Regions from separate parts of the Homo sapiens genome. Here region 2 is linked to region 1. A link is a contact called in ENCODE Hi-C or POLR2A ChIA-PET data. All regions are on one chromosome and are shown on one strand. Each heading gives the region's core, a stretch centred on a gene start or an enhancer-like site at or near the end of the contact. The rest is flanking DNA. Distances are from core to core; before and after follow the strand shown.

Region 1 (5,921 bases), core at 2,265-4,764:
TATAAACACACAGAGTCTCTGACCTCAAGATTAATTATGTAGCTATTTTTCATTATAACCTACACTATTTGATCTGATCATATAATCATCTCGAAGGGGTAAAAGGGAACTTTTTCTCTTAGCTGTGGCATGAAGACATTTTTAAAACATTGATCCTCTCTTTCCAATTTCTCTCAAATTTCCATTTGAGGATCTAGGCTCTCTGAACTTGTCTCCTCAGAGAATGATACAATATGAAGTAGAAGGGAAAACAGAGTCTTCCTTGCTTTGGTTTTTAAAATCCAAAGCCTTAGGAGAAACAAGGATAATCCTGGCACAGAAAAAAAAAAAAAAAAAGCAGATTAGGAGCCTATTCCACAAGCTACATGGAGGGAAGAGGGCAGGAGTTAGATGAAGGAGAGTGGATTTGTGGGTAGGAACCAGAGAGCTGAGCCTTGCTCCACCCATTTTATGGGGTTGGAGTCCCTAAAAGATGGCAGGATCCTGGAGAGGTTTTGGAGAGACTGGATGAGAAACTGTCTCCCAGTTCCTGGTATACAGCCTTGGCAGAAATTTGAGGTGCCTGGGAGCAGAGGTCATTAACTACCTCTCTCCCTTAGTAGAGTCCTGATGAGAATGGAGCGCTGCACATTGAGTCCAGGCCCACGGAGCCAAAGGCAGACCTAGATTCCTGTGCTTCAGACCTTGACAGAAGCAGCAGAATAATTGTTGTCTCTCAAGTGTGATGAGAAAGAAACAAAAAGAGTTGCCACACCTGAAGGGGTCATGTGGACAGGAAGAGGGATATCTCCTTACAACCTGAGTGGACTGATGACTCAGGACTAGATAACTGTGCAGACAGATGACTGAAGATCTTGTGCCTCCCCACAGGGTGGTGGCACCACTCAAGCCTTCCATTTAGACACAGGTCTCGAGAAATTCCTAGGTCTCCAACTGACTGTGGTTAAGTTTGGGCCACCTAGTATATTGAGGACTCAAAATAGAAATCGCTGGAAAGGAAGAAAGTATGACACATTAGGCCAGTTGGTCCATCTCTTTCCCAGGGACTAGCTCTGCAATTTGGGGGCTATAGTCAGACCACAAAATACTCACTCCTTTACATCTTTCCCTCAGGGCAATGGATGCCTGAATGCCTGATATTTATATGATTCTTTTCTGCACCATCAGCCCATATGCTCCACTGAGCACTGGACATTTTCACTTGGATGTCTCAAAAGTACCTTATAGTCAAAATATTCAAAATCAGTTCTCTTCAGTGTGTGGTCTCATGAGTGAGACCCTTTGTAACCATACTAGTGACAAAGTCAGCAACCTGCCCTGGTCTTCAATAGCCCCCTTTCTGTCACCACCCATTTTCAATTTATCACTTCTCTCCATTTCTACAAACTATCACTTAAGCCCAAGCTACCATGACCCTTCCCTCTGATGGGGTCTACCTGCATTCACTCTGTGCTTCTTAGTCATTCTCTACACTGCAACCTGAATGATTTTCAAAAGGAAACTCTGAGCATGTTGTTCCTCACAACTCACCCCCAATACCTCACTCAGATTCCATTATGCCAAATAATTAGCAAGGTGACAAAAGCTCTGCATGAGCTGTCTGCCGTGTCTTTGCTCAGCCTCACCTTGAGCCATGCTCCTCTCACTTGCTGCACCCCAGGCACGCTGGCCTCCTTTCCCTTCCATAAACAAGAAAAGCTCCTACTGCCTCAGGGCTCCTACCCACTCATTCCTCCAGGAATACTGTTCTTCCCATCCTCAGTAGGCAATTCCTACTCATATCTGAGATCTCAACTCATTCTCCCTAACCTTGCATATCAGTTAAGTCCTCCATCAGTGGTCTCCAAGCACTAGGTATCTCTCCTTCATAGCTATGATCACACCTGCACTGTTTATTTATTTGTAATTATTTTGTTACTCTTTGCTTTCCCCATTAGACCGTCAACCCAATGAGCAGTGAGACAATTCTGGACTCTCATTTCATCCACAGTGACCCAGGCACCCAATTATTGAATGCTTTTAGAAGTCTTCTCAAATGAATCTCTATGAACAGCAGTAATAACGGTTAGTACTCTTTAAGAACTCTCTCAAGGCCAGCATTATTTGAAGCATTCATTCTATGTGTTAGCTCTCACAACATCATGTGAGGTAGGCAGTGCCATTGTTATCTCTGGTTTTTGGGTGGAAAACAGGCACAAGCTTCCCATAGCAGGCAAGGAGCTCTGAGATCATGCTCATCCCCAAAAAACCTCACTGTTTCAGAATATGTGCTCCACCCAAGAGGGGCAGCTGCCAATGCCCCATTTCATGAGAAGTTATGAATTTCATCTATATCAAATTATATTAATTATAAGACCATAGGAAACTTGCACACATTAAATTCTCATGGAATTTATATGCATTCTCCATCTATTTAATTAACACATATTGAGCACTTACCAAGTGCAGGTTATGTGCTAGAAATTAAAACACAGGAAGGAGAATGAGATGATCCCTCATTGAGATAGATGGTGAGGGAGAGATAGATGAAGACAGAAATAAATCACTCGGTACAGTTTGATGGAGCCAATACGATTTGACTCTGCGTCCCCATCCAAATCTCATCTCGAATTGTAATCCCCACAAGTCAAGTGAGGGACCTGGTGGGAGGTGATTAGATCATGGGAGTGGTTTTCCCCATGCTGTTCTCGTGTTAGTGAGAGAGTTCTCACGAGATCTGATGTTTTAAAAGTGGCAGTTTCCTCTGAACTCTCTCCCTCCTGCCACCATGTAAAAAGATGCTTCTCCTTCACCTTCCGCCATGATTGTAAGTTTCCTGAGGCCTCCCAAGCCATGCGGAACTGTGAGTCAATTTAACCTCTTTTGTTTATATATTACCCAGTCTCAGGTAGTATCTTTATAGCAGTGTGAAAACAGGTTAAAACAGGAGCCATTATGGAGATGTCTACAAAGTGCTGGGGAGAGGGAAGGACGGGGAACCAACAATCAGGTTTTCCTAGTAGGTGAGGGTGGTCAAGAAAATCATCTGTTACCTCTTGGTTTCCCTATGTGAAAAATGACTCATGGAATCCTGTGAAGGATTCCCAATACCCCTTATGCTCCTCCGTAATTTTCGTAGCCCCAGTATTTGTTTGCTAGGGCTGCTATAACAAAATGCCATCAAGAGAGCGGCTTAAGAAACAAAAATTCATTGTCTTGTGGTTCTAGAGGCGGGAAGTCTGAACTCCGAAGGGCAGGGTTGGTTCCTTCTGTGGGCTGTGAGAGGGACCATCCCGCGCCTCTCTCCTAGCTTCTGGTGGTTGCTGGCAAACTTTAGTGTTCCTTGACTTACAGATTCATCACCCAGTCTCTGCCTTTATGTTCACATGGCATTCTTCCTGTGTGAGACTCTGCTTCTCTCTGTCCAAATTTCCGTTTTTTATAAGGACACTAGTCATACTGGATTAGGGCCCACCCAAATGACTTCATCTTAACTTCACAGTAATATCTGCAACAACCTTATTTCCAAATGTCACATTCTGAGGAAGTGGGTGTTAGAATTTCAACATACGAATTTTGGAGTGGAGAACACAATTTAATGCATAACAGCTCTTTTCATCTCTCAGCAAACTAGGTAACATTTATTTTTAATGTTTATTATTAAATTTATTATATTTATCATTATAAAGGATAAATGTTTAAATTTATAATAAGTAAATTAATTTAATTGATAGTTAATTAATATTAATATTTATTTTAATAAGTAGTAATTTAATTATTTTTATTTATTTTTGCTTATTGTTACCGTTTTTGCTTATTTTTTGTTCTTTTGGTTTTTGACCCTGACTATAATATAAGCTCCTTGGGGGAAATAATGTATGATTATTTGTTCACTGATGTATCCTGCACACCTACAACAGCACTTGGCTAATCAGAGGCAATCAGTAGATTTTTTTTTTTGAGACAGAGTTTCACTCTGTCATCCAGACTAGGGTGCAACAGTGTGGTCATGGCTCACTGCAGCCTTAAACTCCTGTGCTCAACAGATCCTCCCTCCTCAGCCTCCCCAGTAGCTAGGAATACAGACATGTACAACCACACCCAACTAATTTTTATTTTTATAGAGATGGGATCTTGCTATGTTGCCTAAGCCAGTTTCAAACTCCGGGCTTCAAATGATCCTCCTACCCTGTCCTCCCAAAGTGCTGTAATTACCGGCATGAGCCATTGTGCCCAGCCAGTAAATATTTTTTAAATGAACGAATGAATCAACAAGAAAGAAACAGGTAGAATGGAAAGGGTTTGTTTGTCTGTCTCCTACCCTCATTGTACTTCTGGGTTGCAAAGAAATGCTGCAACTAGATATAAACTATGCAAACAGATGATAAACAAAAATAAATAAAATAGTTCAGGGTAGGGGGGAATGTCTGTGTTGGGAAAGATGAGAAGACAAAAAGAATGACAATTTATAGCCTTAATTTTCCCTCTTCTCATTCTTAGAGGTTCTCCCATAAGAATTTTTGAGAATTAAGAGAGCTACCCAACCTCTAATCTTGTGGCTTTGAATCCTGCTAGGTGGCCCATTTACTCCCGATCATCTCCTATGAGCAGCTGACCTCTTTGGATTTTACATTTAAAGTATCCAAGACCAGAATTTCACTTTCTGGGCTGAAACAAAAGCATCCTATGATGTATCTGGTATAGAGTTGCAGACAAAGACAACTAGATGGATTTTTTTTTTAAAATGCCACCCACAGAAAAGCATTTTTGAGGAAAATTCTTCAAAGAATCAAAACCATCATTCTCCACCCTCTTCGAGTTTGTCTCTGTGCAGTGGTCGCATTGTATCACATAAACGTTGCTTTGCTCGTGTGATAGATCATCTCTTCTGAAACTCATTCTTCAGCAATATAACATGAATGGGATTGAATGTCTTTGTACAGAATCCTATTTTATGGGTTTGTGTGGTTGGTGGGTGTCCATCAAAAACCATTTTTAAAATAAGCACATCTGCATTTTCCCCCCCTCTGCTAGGAAATGACCAGGACTGTACTCTTCTCTGGGGGCCAGTACTGGGACGAAGCCACACAAGGTTTCTCTCCCTGCCACATAGGTCTGCTTTTGTCGACTGCAGTCCTGATTCTTATATTGGCTCCCTTGTATTTTTTAGAGATAAATAGGCAATCTCTTTCTTAGATCGTTTTTATCTCTCTGACCCTCATTTCCTCCTCTTTTCAATCCATTCATAAACCCAAAACCTGCTTCAGCATACTTCTATTAAAGTATCTATAAAAGCAGGAGGGAGGCTGCCCCCATGTCAGCAACCTGCGGGAGTCTCGAGCTCTCAGGATGCATGGTCCTCAGCCAGGGCACAACCTAATGGGGTTTTGGGAGGTGCTGCCTGTCACCTCTCCTGGGGCCAACAGATGACAAAGTCTCCATCCATCATTGCAAGGTCTCAGGTCTGAAGTCCACTGCGGTCAGCCTTCCCTGGTGGTGAGCTGCTGTCAGAACCTCCCCACTACTCCTCTGGGTGGCCCCAGTCTTGTGCCTATTTCCCTCTCGTGGTCATCAAGTCTCGCCCAGGTAAGTGACCTGCCCACAAGGGACATTCTGCTTGAGAGCCTTTTAAAAAGTCAGGTTTATTATGGCATAACTTAAACAGTAAAGTACAGTTGGATGGGTTTTGACAAATGCATGTGGCCCTGAAACCAGTACCACAATTTAGATACAATATTTTTGTCACCTTAGAAAGTCCCATTGGGCCCCTTGGAACTCAATTCCCTTCTCCACCCTCAGCCATATACAGTAGGTAATGAATATTTGATTAGCAAATATTTAGTCACCTATTAGACAAAGTGAGTTCTAATGTCCAGTAACAAGAACTCAGTCCAAATGCCACAGGAACAAAGAAACCAGCCATTTAACCTACCAAACACAAA
Region 2 (5,623 bases), core at 158-2,657, 100 kb before region 1:
ATTGTTTAATTATTTGTGTAATTCAAAATGACATTAAGTTGATGTAGCAGCTCATAACACACTCTAAGTTTGTCAGGGTAGCAGATTGCACTGTGAGGAAAGCTTATCTGCCTCCGGGCTGGTGCCCTAATCTGTGTCTCATGTTCATTAGCAATGTGTCTGAATTAGTAGCCATCCATGGGCTGGAGAGTGAACTAATTTTTGCAACACTGACATTAATGGCTAACATTTATTGAATACTAAAATGAGCCAAGCACTGGGTCTAAGAATTTTGCATGCATTCAATTATTTGAGCCTCACAACAACCCTACAAGTTAGGCGGCGTTACTATGCCTGTTGTATAGATTAGGAAATAGACACAAAAAGATCAAATAACTTGCTTTAGAATTCACAAATATTAAGGGGCAGAACTGGGATTAGTATCCAGGCAATGTGGCTCTAGACCCAGTTTTCTTCATCAAGACTCTCTGCCACCTTAAATAACTTTCTATTCTTTTATCTTATTACAGAAAAATCCATGTACAGTTGACTTAAAGGCAAATCATATTTTATATTGGGCTCAACAAAATGATGTTCAAAATACTAACATTTAGTTACAAATAAAGGTATTTGTTTATATTTTGGTAAATATACCAACAGGAACTAGTGAGCTCACTTAAGTAGCCATTAGATTGGAAAAAAGTCAACATGTCTTTGGACTATTGATCTTATTATTATATTGTGAAAACAATAAATTTATGCCACTCTGAGATTTCTTGAAGAAAAACTTGTTTTTATGGGAAAAAATAATCTAAATATTCTTGCAATCTTTAAACACCTCAAGGAAAAGCTGGTATTTGGAGAAATGATTGTAACTATTAAATATATTCTAAAATCCTAGGCTATGTTTTTCTAAATTAATGCAATTAGAAGGATCTAAATTCTAACTATAGTTTACCCTTCCAAGCATTTTATAGATCAGGACAACGTAAGTAACTTATGAAATGAGTTAATGCTCATCAGTAGAAATATCAACACAGATGAGGTTTCAAAGTATGAATAAGATCAGATTTTCCTGATTGCAGTTTGTTAAGTGAAGGGATAGAAGAAAACTGAAGTCTGAGTTACTGTGGATCTTGATAATGCTAATAACAAAAAAAAAGAGAAAGTTGCTATCAAATCATCAATTTTAGTTGATGATTTCTAGAGCATGGTAACGCATTTCCTATTTTATAAAACAAAGCACCAAATATTACACAGTTTTGCTCAGTAGAGAAGATTTTCAAAAGTAATAAAACCATACTTGGGTGGCAAGCATCTTAAAAACGTAAACAACTATGATATAAAGCTATTTGCTGTCAAGAACATGAAAGCCAAATTACCTGGTATCTTTCACCTTCAGAATACCTGGCTTCTTGTTGCAGGATTAGAAGTCTCTGGGCATTTTGCTGAAATTTAAAGTTTGTTAGAGTTCCCAATGGCCAATCAGCACTGGCTCACTCAGCGCTAGCAAACAATTTGTTACAAGCGCCCACAGATAACCATAGGGGGTGAAGTAATTTTAATCTAAAAATGTGTTTGTGGTAGAAAGCTACTATCAAATGTTCCAGAAAGTGGGATAAACAGAAAATATAAATACCTCAGTTTGGACATCATGTTGTCAGATAATCAAAATTGATTTCAGAACTGCTAATTAGGACTGACTGAATACCTAACAAGTTTAGAAATGGAAAACATTTTTGCTATCCTTTTATGTAGAAAGTTTATGATGTCAATTTTATCTAAGTGAAATTCAGCAACATTTAACAAAAATGTTTTAGGTGCCTACTGTGTGACAGGCATTGGCGAAACTGCAGTGAACAAAACAAGACAGAAAAAAATCCCTGTCTTCCTGGAGCTTAGAATCCAATAAGGGAGACAGATAATAAACAAGATAAATGAGTTAAATAGATTAGATAGTGACATATACTAAGTCTAAGGAGAAAAAGTATTGTTGGGGAGTAACAAGCATTGGGGGTGGGGACACTGGGTTGAAATTTTAGATAGGAAGTCCTGGGAAGGCCTCAATGAGAAGGCAACTTTTGAGTAAAGACCTTGTTATGGTTTCAATGTACGTGTCCCTCCAAAATTCCCATGTTAGAACTTAAACCCAAGGTGACAGTATTGAGAGATGGGCTCTTTAGAAGGTGATTAAGTCATGAAGGCAGACCCCAGTATGAATGGGATTAATGACCTTATAAAAGGGCAAGAAGAAACTAGCTAGTCCCTTTTTGCCCTTCTGCTTGTCTGCAGTGTGAAGACACAGCATTTGTCCCCTCTGGAGATGCAGTAGCAAGGTGCCAAATTGGAAGAAGAGATAGACAGCCCTCGTCAGGCAATGAACATGCTGGCCTCTTCATTGCGGAATTCCCAGCCTCCAGAACTGTGTGAAATAAATTTCTGTTTTTTATAAATTACCCAGTCTGTGGTATTCTGTAGTAGCAGCATGAACAGACTCAGATAAGCCTGCAGCCATATGACTGTCTATGGGAAGACCATTCCAGGAAGAAGAAATAAGAAAAATAGTGCCCCAGAAATAAAAGCCTTGTGACTTGTTCCAGGAACAGAGAAGAGGCCACTTTGGTTGGAGGCCTGAGCAAGGGGAATAGCAACAAATGAGGTCAGAAGGGTATTAGATGGCAGATGGTATAGGACCTGTAGGTCATTGCAATGCTTTTGACATTGCTATGAGTGAGAAGAAAAGTCCTTGGAGGTTTTAAGCACAGGCATGATTGAGGAGTGACTGAAGTAGGAAAAAGGCAGAGAGAATGGCTAGGAAGCTCTTGTAATAATCCCAGCCAGAGATGATGGAGGCTTGAACCTGAGTGCGGCAGAAGGGATGATGAGACGTGGTCATATTCTGAAGAAGTTTGGGGAAAAATGGTAATAGGATTTGCTGAGGTACCAGATGTGGCCTGTGAGAAAACAATCAAGAATCAGGATGACACCAAGGTTTTGACCTGAGCAACTGGAAGAGTAAAGTTGATTTTTTCTTCATATTGGAAAAAATGCAGAAGAAAATGGTTTTGAGGAAAATATTGTGAGTTTGGATTTAGACAAATTTTATAAGATGGACAATTTAAGACACTCAATTTCTTAATGAAACAAGTAACAAACCTATACTAGAATAAGCCTTTCCAGTGCGATTGCCTGCTCTCTTGTTTTGCCCAAACTGGCTACCAAAATAATTGTAATAGTTTGAGAGGTTCCACTTAATATAAAAATATTATAATACCTGTAAAGGTCATTGACATTATGACTATATATTAAAGCATCAATAAGAAATTATGTAAGAGTTATTTAACCTATACTTTGTGATAAGAACTACCTACAGTGAAACACACCTTTAACAGTTGTATATTATATATACAAATGATATATAATAAGATTTAAGTGTAAACTGTCAATTTATCTCAACCCTCCAAATAGACAAAAACCAAAACATAAAACACAAACAAAACAGTATTTCATAAGTTCTACCTGAGAAAATGGTGCCTTTTCTAGGTCAAGCTAACTCTCTCTTTTTTTTTTTTTATCATATCTAAATTCTGCTGTTCCTCTTTTGAGTATCCAGAGCTGCTTTTCCTCCTCTCCCTCACCTCATGTCTTCTTGTTAAAAAAATTTTTATTTAGGTTTGGAGGTACATGTGAAGGTTCATTACATAGATAAACACATGTCCCTGGGGTTTGTTGTACATATTACTACATCACCCAGGTATTAAGCTCAGTACCCAATAGTTATCTTTTCTGTTCCTCTCCTTCTTCCCACCCTTCACCCTCAAGTAGACCCCAATGTCTGTTGTTTCCTTCTTTGTGTTCATAAGTTCTTATCATTTAGCTCCCACTTATAAGTGAGAACATGTGGTATTTGGTTTTCTGTTCCTGCGTTAGTTTGCTGAAGATAATGGCCTCCAGCTCCAGCCATGTTCCCACAAAGGACATGATCTCTTTCATTTTTATAGCTGCATAATATTCCATGGTGTATACATACCACATTTTCTTTATCCAGTCTGTCACTGATAGGCATTTAAGTTGATTCCATGTCTTTCCCATTGTGAACAGGGCTGCAATGAACAGCCGTGTGCATGTGTCTTTATGGAAGAATGTGTTATATTCCTCCGGGTATATACCCAGTAATGGGATTACTGGATCAAACAGTAGTTCTGCTTTTACAGAACTGCTTTTAAGAACATCTTCCAGGACTAGGTTTGAGCTATTGGGTGGGGCCACTGTTGACTTACAACCATTCAAGCATAGATTTTAGAATATTTGAATATTGTCATTGACAGTGGAAATATTGAACTCTAGAACTCTAGTAGCTTTGGAGGCAAACAGACTTGAGTTCAAATCCTGACTCTACCACCTGTTTACTGTGGCAAGTTGATTAAACAACTAATTTGAACTTTTCTGTGCCTCAGTTTCTCCAACTGAAAATAAGGAGCACAGTATCCATGACCAGAATTTCAGCAAAGTCCAAAAAAAAAAAAAAAAAGGATTTGGGTGATATAGAAAGGAGCTAACAAGGGAATGGAAGTCAAGGAAGGAAAGAAGGCAACAAAGAGTGTTCAGCCAACTCTGAGACTGAATGGAAATATAGAGCTTTCTAAATGGAAGACAAGTGAAATCCACAAAAAATGCTCATTTTCAACTTTGGATATGCTATTGAAGCAATAAATAATTCAGGAATTTCTATAATAATGTGTATATAATGCAGTGTTTTAAGCTGTTACACTGTTTCATAACATTAACTTTATATTTTGAATGATCCAGTTATAGAGCAAACACTTGATATGTGCCTTAGGAAATGTTCATTTTTTTATTGCTATAATTTTATAAATAATTTCAGATATTCCTCAAATGCATTTTTCTTAGTTTCAAATAAATTTCAGTGTGCATGAAAAAGATTTCCCTTTCATTTGAGTGATGGAAAATTAATTATGATCTAGAAAAACCTGTGTTCTAGGATAAGAAAATTTATAGAGTTTTAAGAGAAAAAAACTGGCTTAGCTACTAGTCCTACCAAGGGGTGAACTGGCAGTAGCTAAATATACTGCTCTCAAAGCTAAAATGAATTCAAAGCTACATAAAAAAATTCAACTTGAGTTTTAAATTTAGAACCTACAATTGACAAAAGCAAAAAAAAATGAGAGCCTATTCTGGCTAGAAGGTTGCAGAGAAGAAATTCTGGGGAAAAAAAATTAGGAGAATGATCCTTTGCCTAAGTTCCATGCAGTAGAGATTTTTACTTCTACCCTCTTAAAACTTGCCCTCTGTGTTGAAATTGAACTTCAAAAACTCAATATAAGTTTCCTAAAGGTTATTGTATAATAGAGAGTTTTGCCATGGCATTTCTAAGGAACCAATAACTGAAGTTAAAACCAGGAGTCTGTAAAAAAAATATGTATCTTCACACCATCTCTATTTAACTGGAAAACAAAACAAAACAAAGAAAAATGGGAAACAACTGAGAAGGGAAAGAAATGGACACTTGAACTTTTTTCTGGTTCCTCGTTCCTGGTTCAAAAATGGACACCTCCACCAATGATGCACCTAGCCTGACTTTGCTGGGTCAGACTGACACACAGAGTTGCTCCTCAAAGAGAAT

What was found. Hi-C counts contacts between places; a loop is a spot of excess contacts on that map. ChIA-PET counts read pairs that join two places held with the same protein, here RNA polymerase II (POLR2A). Pooled maps may share reads with other maps.
Region 2: a loop to region 1 is called in a map of CD14-positive monocyte, with 2.3 times the contacts of the local background. The contact joins the promoter of MEPE here to the promoter of DMP1-AS1 in region 1. A Hi-C loop is called at or near these places in 1 of 168 maps with a recorded cell type or tissue (CD14-positive monocyte) and 1 of 50 pooled maps. POLR2A ChIA-PET finds 5 or more read pairs at or near these places in 1 of 52 experiments (Panc1).

What each region holds. Positions count from the first base shown.
Region 1 is chr4:87,730,007-87,735,927 of GRCh38, reverse strand. It overlaps DMP1-AS1 (DMP1 and DSPP antisense RNA 1), which reads left to right and starts at 3,514. Exons shown (of 4, transcript NR_198971.1): 1 at 3,514-3,613; 2 at 5,435-5,565.
Region 2 is chr4:87,828,753-87,834,375 of GRCh38, reverse strand. It overlaps MEPE (matrix extracellular phosphoglycoprotein), which reads right to left and starts at 1,407. Exons shown (of 4, transcript NM_020203.6): 1 at 1,362-1,407.